Regions from separate parts of the Mus musculus genome. Here region 1 is linked to region 2. Evidence: chromatin contacts called from ENCODE Hi-C or POLR2A ChIA-PET data. All regions are on one chromosome and are shown on one strand. The core of a region is the stretch at or near the end of the contact, and the rest is flanking DNA. Distances in the headings are between cores, read along the strand shown.

Region 1 (5,231 bases), core at 309-2,808, 140 kb after region 2:
AAAAGAGTGAAGCCCAGAAGACAAGCTATTTCTTCAAGATCAACACAAATGATAAGTTAATGAATGTGGCCATTCTATGTTTTACACTGTCCTCTCAGATTTCAGCTTGCTTTGGGCATGTTAGCACCTTACAAGGTTTCTTTTGAGACAAATGTTCTTTTCCTCCGTTTCTAATCTACCTCACTCCAGCAAATTTCCAAAGTCTCTCACTGAAAGCTCTCACAGCAGCTGTGTTTAAGGGTGTGGGCATGGAGTTATACTTTCTAGGTTTCAATCTCAGTTTTAATACAGATGAACTGTGTGATTCCTGGGTAATTAGTTTTCACATCTGTTAAAACATGACTAATAGTATTTAACATTTTTTTTTCTAGACAGGGCTTTTCTGTGTAACAGTCCTGGCTGTCCTAGGACTTGCTCTGTAGACCTGGGTGCCCTGGAACGCACAGAGATCACCTGCCTCTGCCTCCTTTGTGCTAGGATTAAAGGCACGTGCCACCTAGCTAGTATTTAACATCTCTTATAAATACTTAAAAAGGCAAATGTCTATATACTGTGATTAGCATTCAGAAGATACAACATTTGGTGATCTGGGAAATTTGTATTGGTGGCAGAAGAGAAGCAATGTAACGGGCACACCAAGCCACTTCCATACAACCTAACAGAACATTATGCAGATCAGATCTGAAAGAGGCCTACAGTTGGCAGAAGAAATTCTCTCACTCTTGGCTGTTAGCGCTCACTGGATATAGCTCGACTTCAGTCGATTATATAAAAAGCTCCGTAGATGAGCTCACGCGATGGCTAGAGATGGCAGAGCATTTGTAGAATAAACAACAGAATTGTTTTTTTTGTTAGTTTGTTTTTTTTCTGAGCTCTGATGCGATGTTTTGGCAAGGTATTTCTAAGACTTCTGCAAAATGCAGGCACATTTTGCAGTAAATGGTAATGACTATTCTGGCAGGGGCTGACAGAGATTGTAACTTTCAAGTCTAACGCAGAGAAGTCTTGTATTTCTAGAAGGAATCCCAGAATCCTGTTAGTTCCTGATAGGCATCACAGAAGTTTATTTTATGAAGGTAGCCATCTGCCATTAAATTCGAGGTACACATTAGAACTACAAAACAAGGGGACGAAGCGGTCCAAACTACATCACGTCATTCACGCAGTTGTCGAACGTTTCGATATTTTGGGTCCGCTGTAATTCATCTCTACAACCCCAGGGCTCCTTCATACGAAGCAGCTCACAACAGGTATTGCTTTGGCTAAAAATAACAGTGCAAAGGTTGAAAAAACAAACAAACACTTCTTTTCCCACCCTTCCTACCGCAGGGCTGGAGAGCCTAGCAGGGCTGAGACCCCTCCCCGTGGGAGCAGTGGACACAGGTCCTCACAGTCTCCCCCCACCGCCCTCCCCTCGGCCAACTGTGTAGAGCTAACCCCGAGACGCCGATCCGGAGTCCCTCACACCCTATTATCCACGCGCCGCAACCTCCACGCGATGCCCCTCTACCGCCACGCTCGTTTAACCAGGTTGCGCAGCGGAAGTGACGCCCTAGAGGGCCGCTCCGGTCAAGCTCTGCCCGCAAAGCACGCTGGTCTTTGTAGTCTGTGGGAACGGTGCAAAGGGGAGGAAGCCGCCTCCGCAGCAAAGACCGACTTAGCTCGCATCTCATCAAAATTTTGAACAGAACTATAAGCAGATCCTCTGACAGTTTCTCACCTCAGTCATGGGCTTGGATGACCTGGCCCTCACTCATTTCTCTCATAACCCATTGTTATTCTTCAAATCGTTTCTTTTTTTTTTTTTTTTTTTTTCGAGACAGGGTTTCTCTGTGTAGCCCTGGCTGTCCTGGAACTTACTCTGTAGACCAGGCTGGCCTCGAACTCAGAAATCCACCTGCCTCTGCCTCCGGAGTGCTGGGATTAAAGGCATGAGCCACCACTGCCCGGCTCTTCAAATACAGTCTTATGGACATATATGCATGTATATATTTTAAAAGATTTATGTGCGTGTGCCTGTATCAATTGTCAATTTGTGCACATATGTGCATGCAAATGCCCAAGGCAGCTAGAAAAGGGTATTGGGAACTGGATCACGGTTGCAAGCTGCCTGACACACGGGTGCTGGGTACTGAAGCCTGGTCCTCTGTAAGAGCATCAATCCCTTGCAGCACTGAGCCATGTCTCCTGTACTGCAGTCTAAGTCTGCCTCCAGCCAAAAGGAACCTGCACTGGATCTGGTCTGGTTCTCCCTCAACTCTGCACTCAAGCCCTAAAGAAAATAAAAGGGATTTTTATGGAAGAAGTGACTTGACTTTTGTTCTCTGGTTGTTTCCAGTATTTCAGCACAATGGCTCATACTGAATAGACAGACATTAATATACATTTATTAGAGATTCTGACTGCAGGTGGGGCCGAGAAGTTGGCTTAGGAGTTAAGAGCACACCCTGCTCCCATGGGGCTGACCTTCGTTTTTCAGCCTCCGTGCTGGGCAGCTTACAGTGCCTGTAACTCTGGCTCTAAGGGACCCAACATCTCTGGCCTCAGGGCACCTGCACTCTAAATGCACACACACACACACACACACACACACACAATTGATAATAAAAATAAATCTTAAAAAGAATACAATGACAGAGCTCTAATTAGACCACTCATCAGACCAGCAGCCCGGGGGAGAAAAAGTAACACTGCATGGGTAAAGAGAGAAATGATTTATTTGGTAACGAGGAATAAAAAGAACTTCTTTAGTTCTTCTCTCTTGTGGAGGTTGGACTGCAGTGGCCAGATGGACGGCGCCACACAGGAATCGCTCCCTCAGACCAGATCTGCTGAGATGCAGACACCATAGTTGCATGTGCCTTCTAGACAGAGGGGCTGGCCTCTGTGCTCTCTGGGGTTTCAGTGGTCGCTGCAGTTTCCTTCTTGTCCTCTGGCTTCATGGCAGGAAACAGAAGTACTTCCTAGAGAAGAGGAAAGAGAAGCACTTCCTGAGAAGAGCAGAGCATCTGCCGAGGTTCAGAAGCACCAGGAGCCGGGCTCAGTGGAACTCAGGAGGCGGGGGCAGGCAGACCTCTGCGACCCGACTTCAAGGCCAGCCTGGTCTCCATATGGTTAAGTTCCAGGACAACCAGACTATGTAGTAAGACCCCGCCTTTCAATAACAGGGCACTATGGATTTTTCTCCCCACTATCCTACTTTTGCTGTTGCCTGATGTTACAAAATCTAGAAGTACGCATCCAGACAAGGACACAGAACCTGCTAGGGTCCCATGCCAAAAGAACGTAAAATTGAGTTCCCGGTGCTAGAGATGGCTCAGCCATTAAGAGCACTTGTTCTTGCAGAGGGCCGAGATGTGGTTCCCAGCAGATACATGGTGGCTCATAGCCATGTGTAGCTTGTTTTAGGGGATCTGACATCTCTTCTGGCCTCTGCAAGCACAAGGGATGCTTTTGGTGTAAATGAGCCACATGTATTTTTTTGTTTTACAAGTGACCCTCAGCTGAGTGGTGATGGCGCACGCCTTTAATCCCAGCAATCAGAAGGCAGAAGCAGGGGGATCTCGCATTTCGAAGTCAGCTTGGTCTACAGAGTAAGTTCCAGAGCAGCCAGGGCTACAAAGAGAAACCCTATGTGGAAAAACAAACAAACAAAAAAAAAACAAACCAAAACAAAACAAACCAAAAGTGAATTTCCTCCTAGGCCTCCACCAACATAATCCCTGTGTTCTGGAGGTAGAGGCAGGAATATGAGTTATATCAAAGTCACTATAAACTACTGATGGCCTTCCAAGAGAGCCCAGGCTACATGAGATCCTGTCTCACAACAAGTAACAACACCAGTAAAACCCGTCTTCACACCTCACAGAACGGACTGATTTAAGGCAAACCATGTAGTGAGGGCTCAGCGTTTCCCTGGACACTGAAGAAAAGCAAACCATTAGTACCCCCTCCTGTCTCAAGCAGGAAAGACTAAAATCCCGCAGAGCCACACGCTCGCCAGTCTCCTCCCGTAAAGTGGAACCTCTTGAGCCTCTGCTTTCTTTCCCAGGTCCTCTACGCTGTCCCCAGCACAGTGGAGTCTGGGGAAGCAGGAGCTGGGCGGCCCCTGCGTACATACCTTGATATTGTTGGAATCGGTGAGAAACATGGTGAGCCGATCAATGCCCATGCCCCAGCCCGCTGTGGGAGGCAGCCCGTATTCCAGGGCAGTACAGAAGTTCTCGTCTATGAACATGGCCTCGTCATCACCGGCAGCCTTGGCCTAGAGAAAATAAGAGTGAAATGTTCAAAAGGATCCAAATCATCTAGTCTGGGATCTAGTCAGCGGTCCTCACCCTTCCTAATGCCGTGACCCAACCACAAAACGGTTCCAGCGTTTCTTCATAACTGTTATTTTGATGTTATGAATCATAATGTACATGTCTGATATGAGACCAAAAAGGGCTCAACCCACAGTTCTAGGCAATCTCAGTGTCCATATGAACAGACTCTAACTTTCAGAAGGGGCACCAGAGGTGCCCAGGACAATTTCTGATGAACTTGCTGGAAAATGATTTCCAGAGACCTCAGGATGAAACCCATTTTAAGTAGAATGTGATGGTACATATCTGTAGTTCAAATTACTAGGAGGGCTGAGACAAAGGATTGCCAAGAGCTGTAGGATAGCCTGGTTTAAATAACTAACTCTAGGCCAACCAAGCCTGAACAGTGAGATCTTGTCACAAAAGTTAAGGGAGCCAGGCAGCCCTCATTATTTTATACAAATAATGTACAGTAATTTTTAAAAAGACAGTCTCTGTCTTCTTAAATCTGCTTGGGGATTTGAGACTCCATACAGCTACTACAGTATGGAACTAAAGCATCTTTCTCTAGTTCCTGAAATCAGCCACCATGGCAGAGGTAGCCGGGACTACATAGACATTCTGTTTCAAGACACAAAGTGAAACAAAACAATACCTGCCCCCTTCCAAAAAAGGGGAAAGCTATAGTCTAAGAAAAGGTATGCCTAGCCAGGCAGTGGTGGCGCACGCCTTTAATCCCAGCACTTGGGAGGCAGAGGCAGGCGGATTTCTGAGTTCAAGGCCAGCCTGGTCTACAGAGTGAGTTCTAGGACAGCCAGGGCTACACAGAGAAACCCTGTCTCGAAAAAACAAAATAAATAAATAAATGAATGAATGAATGAATGAATGTCCTTGTTAAATGTACTTTTGAGGTGTCGAAATATAGGC
Region 2 (4,821 bases), core at 622-3,121:
ACAGTGTTTCTCACTGGACAGAAGCTCACTAAGCCAGTGAGATCCGAGGATTGCTCCTGTCAACATTCAAAAGGCCACAGTTAGAGGCACCCACAAGATACCTCCAGCTTTTCTGTGGGTGCTGGGCATCTGAACTCAGGATCTTAAGCTGCACAGCTAGCTTTCTTATCCACAACGCCTAGAGTTACTTTTCGCCTAAGCAACTACACTGGAATAAATAACTTTACGGAAACGCCTAAGCCAGGGCAAGGTACAAGATGAGAAGGGAGTATGTTTTGGTATTAAGATGTACTGGTAGTTGGGCATTGGTGGTGCACGCCTTTAATCCCAGCACTCGGGAGGCAGAGGCAGGCGGATTTCTGAGTTCAAGGCCAGCCTGGTCTACAGAGTGAGTGCCAGGATAGCCAGGGCTACAAAGAGAAACCCTGTCTCGAAACAAAACAAAACAAAAAAGACATACTGGCTGAAGTTAAGAACACGGGTTGCTTTTTCAAAGGGTCCACTTACAATCCCTAGCCCCGATTCAAGGGTCCACAATCGTCTATAATTCGACTTCCAGGGGATATTAATACCTATTCTAGGCTCTGAAGACACTAAATATACATGTAGATACATACAAATAGATGTGCATGTAGGCAAAACACTCACACACATAAATGTTTAAAAGATTTGTCTGGACCTCGCATAAGCTGGATTCTTAGTGTGCTCCTCTACCGCACCCCAAGAAAAAAAAGATAGCTAGGCCATTAAGAGTGTGCGCTTCAGCCGGGCGTGGTGGCGCATGCCTTTAATCCCAGCACTTGGGAGGCAGAGGCAGGTGGATTCGAGGCCAGCCTGGTCTACAAAGTGAGTTCCAGGACAGCCAGGGCTATAGAGAAACCCTGTCTCAAAAAAAAAAAAAAAAAAAAAAAAAAAAAAAAAAGAGTGTGCGCTTCATTCCAAAGGATCTGACTTTGGTTCCAGAGTCGGGCGGCTCACAACTGAGTGTAACTCCTTCACCTGGGGACCCGATACCCCCTTCTGTCCTCTTTGGCCACCTGAATGCACCGCCATACATACACAAAAATAATAAGGGGCTGGCGAGACGACTCAGCTCTACAACCACCTGTAACTCCAGTCCCAGAAGCCCTAGGCACACACATGATGTACAGAGACAGACAGACATTCAGGAAAAAACACTGATATACGTGCCATAAAATCTCTAAAAATAAAACTTTTGAAAAAGTTCTTAAAAGAGGACGATGGGTAGCTCCTGCAAAGAGGGAAAACACATTATCACATCAACTTTCTAACAAGCCGATCCCTTCCGAACCCAGAGGCGGACAATTGAGTTTCGGACGTGAAGGAAGCTGGCAATTCCCTAAAAACAATCTCCAATGTCCGGGTCGGCTTCCAGAACCAGCCGGTAGGTAGGTAGTACGCTCAGCCTGCGGGCTTCACGCGCCTGTTCCCGCGCTCCGAGGGGGCGGCGGCCCAGGACAGCAGCTATGCAGAACCGACACATGCGTGTTCCAGGCCGCCTGAGGGCCGGGGTCCTGATAACCCGAACTCCGGAGCCCACGGGCCGTGGGGACCTCGCGATCACGAGGCCCACGCCCTGGGGACCGTCCGGGAGAGTCTCGAGTGAGGTGTGAAGCGTGGAAACCACCCTCCTTTCGCCTCAGGCCGAATCGCTCACCGGACGGCAAGTAGTCCTCATCCTCGTCCGATGTGGAGAAGTCTTCGGAGTCGAATTCCTCCATGCTGCTGTCACTTGGGGCCTGCTACCCACACGACTGCGGCCACTGCCCCAAAATAGCGAAGCTAGATATAGGGCGAGACCATAGGGGTACAGGACCAGCAGCTAGGGCCGCCCTAGAGGCGAGCGCACATGCGCAGGCAGTGCCACGTGGTCAGAGACGACACTTCCGGCTGCTGCGATTGGTCAGTCTACACTCACCGGGCCCTTGTGGGATTCCGGACCCCCACCTCTCAGAAGCGATGCATGCTGGGGCTTGTAGTTTTCAACGGTACCGTGCGTCCTTAATGGAGAATGGCTTATCTGCGGAAATAGTACTTTCTCTTTATACTTGTCTTTTTATTTTGAAATTTGCTCACAAGCTAATATTTTTTCTAACTCTAAAATCAGAGATTAAAATGTCGCTCCCGGATATGCTCAGCGAGTAAAAACTGAAAGCTGAATAGATAGATGCTAAAGTTCCCATCAACTTTTGAGCAAGGCTGAGGCTCTGCCTTTTTGATTCAATTCTCTCGCTAGAATCGAATTCTTTAATGCAGTTTTTGTGCCTTTTCCCTGCATTTTTGTTTTTGTTTGTTTTTTTTTTTTTTCTGCCTAAAATTGCTCCCAAGAACACTACCGAAACTCTGTCTAATATTCTAAGCGCAAGAAGACTGCGACGCTCTTTCCTGAGAAACTCGGCCTGTTAAGTAAGCTACATTCAGGCCTGAGTTACAAGTACTGTTGGCAGTAAGTTCAGCATTAATGAATCAACAATCCGATAATCACTAAAAGACAAAAGGAAATCCGCTTATCTGTGAGGGAAGCCACTACACAAAGTGCTAGATTGACACTTTTGAAACAACGGGAAAGATGGATGGAAAAGCAGTTAAATTTGTGAGTATGTGAGGATTGGCGAGACGGCCCAAAGGTTAACAGTACTTGTTGCTTCTGCAGCAAAACTAGGTTTGGTTCCTAGCATCCCCAACATGGCGGTTCACTACCGCCCTGGTTCTGACCTCAATAGGCACCAGGCATGTATGTAGTACAGTGCAGCAAGCACCTTCACCCACTGAGCCATGCCCCTAGTCCCTCAGAAATCACCTTCTGCCGGGCGTGGTGGCGCACGCCTTTATATATATATATATATACACACATTTTTTTAAAACTGTGATGAGAATATAATGCATACTGTACTGAGAATAATCGAACTCTCGGAGCACATGAAGGAGGAAGATGAGGAAATCTTAGCAGAGAAATCCGTAGGAACAACCAATAGGAAATTTTAGCAGAGACATCGGGAGGACCAACCAATGCTCTGGATGAGTGGGTAAAACCTGGTGGGAGTTGACCAATGGGATGGCAATGGGAATCAGCCTAAGAGTTCACAGCCGTCAAAATATCAGTGTGGAATACATCTAAAGGGGGCTGGGGAAGGTGACGTAGAAGAATGTGACCCAATGCTTAATTGTGCCCTCAAATTTAAGCATGTCACCTCCTCTGGCCCTTATGCTGAGATGCTTAACAGAATGAGGCAGAAAGCCCTGTGTGGTGATGGCACACGATTTTAATTCCAACAATCAGGAGACAGAGACAGGGAGATCTCTGTGAGTTCAAGGCCAGCTTGATCTTCATAAAGTGTTCCAGGTCAGTCAACACTACATAGTAATACTCTTTTTTAGAGGGGCAGGGGTAGGATTTTTTGAGACAGGGTCTCTCTGTGCAGCTCTGGCTGTCCTGGAACTCACTATGTAAACCAGGCTGGCGGTGAACTGAAAGATCCGCCTGTCTCTGCCTCCTGAGTGTTGGGATTAAAGACTTGGGTTTGTGCCTCGCTGTGATACTCAATTTTTAAAAAATAATTAAAAAAGAAAAAAAAGAAAAGATAAAGGAATGAGGCAGGAAACAAAGCAGAAAAGAATGATGCAAATTTTCAGGCAGGACTGGGAGGGAGGGGAAAATGCTTACGTCATCACGTCATCTCCTCATCAAGCCGCGAGAACCGAACACCTGGGGTAGAACCGCTGGATGCTGACGTGTCTCGCTCTTCCTCTCCAGCAGAATAAGCACCACCTATGTGTCCCTTGGTTTTCAGGAAGCAAGCCAAAGTTGAGCAGGTTAGCCACAGTGGGCTAGCTGACCCTCTGCATCCTGCAGTACGGCCGAACATCGGCATCAAGTTTGGTTTTTTTGGTTTGGTTTGGTTTGGTTCTTGTTTTACTTCTTACTTTTTTTGTTGTTGTTTTTTGTTTTTTTTTTTTTAAGATTTATTTGAGCCGGGCCATCGCGGCACACGCCTTTAATCCCAGCACTTGGGAGGCGAAGGCGGAGGCAGAGGCAGACCGATTTCTGAGTTCAAGGCCAGCCTGGTCTACAGAGTGAGTTCCAGGACAGCCAGGGCTACACAGAGAAACCCTGCCTCGAAAAACAAACAAACAAACAAACAAAGATACAAGATTTATTTGGGGGTTGGTGAGATGGCTCAGTGGGGAAGAGCACTGACTGCTCTTCAAACGGTCCTGAGTTCAAATCTTAGCAACCACATGGTGGCTCACAACCAACCATCTGTAATGAGATCTGACGTCCTCTTCTGGTGTGTGTCTAAAGACAGCTACAGTGTACTTACATATAATAAATAAATCTTTTTTTTTAAAAAAAAAAGATTTATTTATTTATTTATTTAATGTATATGAGTACACTGTAGCTGTCTTCATACAAACTAGAAGAGGGTACCGGATCCCATTACAGGTGGTTGGTTGTGAGCCACCCTATGTTTGGTGGGAATTGAACTCAGGATCTTTGGATCAATTCTCTTAACCGCTGAGCCAGCAAACAGCGAGCTTTCAATGTTTTTATATATAACGTTTTAAGTGCTTACTCTTTGGGTTGTTTTTTTTCTTGGAGTTCGTTTGTGCACACCACTGTACTTACTGTGAGGACTGCACAGTGTGTCGTGCTTTTTTTTGTTTGTTTAGGTTTTTTTGGTTTGTTTGTTTCAAGACAGGGTTTCTCTATATAGCCCTGGCTGTCCTGGAACTCACTTTGTAGACCAGGCTGGCCTCGAACTCAGAAATCTGCCTGCCTCTACCTCCCAAGTGCTGGGA

Evidence for each region. Hi-C counts contacts between places; a loop is a spot of excess contacts on that map. ChIA-PET counts read pairs that join two places held with the same protein, here RNA polymerase II (POLR2A).
Region 1: POLR2A ChIA-PET joins it to region 2 with 12 read pairs in embryonic stem cell. The contact joins the promoter of Adat1 here to the promoter of Cfdp1 in region 2. A Hi-C loop is called at or near these places in 1 of 37 maps with a recorded cell type or tissue (T-helper 2 cell). POLR2A ChIA-PET finds 5 or more read pairs at or near these places in 1 of 5 experiments (embryonic stem cell).

The regions. Positions count from the first base shown.
Region 1 is chr8:111,990,744-111,995,974 of GRCm38, forward strand. Adat1 (adenosine deaminase, tRNA-specific 1) reads right to left here and starts at 1,559. Exons shown (of 10, transcript NM_013925.5): 1 at 1,438-1,559. Kars (lysyl-tRNA synthetase) reads right to left here. Exons shown (of 14, transcript NM_053092.3): 13 at 4,121-4,264; 14 at 2,696-2,963. The coding sequence ends at 2,865.
Region 2 is chr8:111,852,466-111,857,286 of GRCm38, forward strand. It overlaps Cfdp1 (craniofacial development protein 1), which reads right to left and starts at 1,872. Exons shown (of 7, transcript NM_011801.2): 1 at 1,679-1,872. The coding sequence starts at 1,742.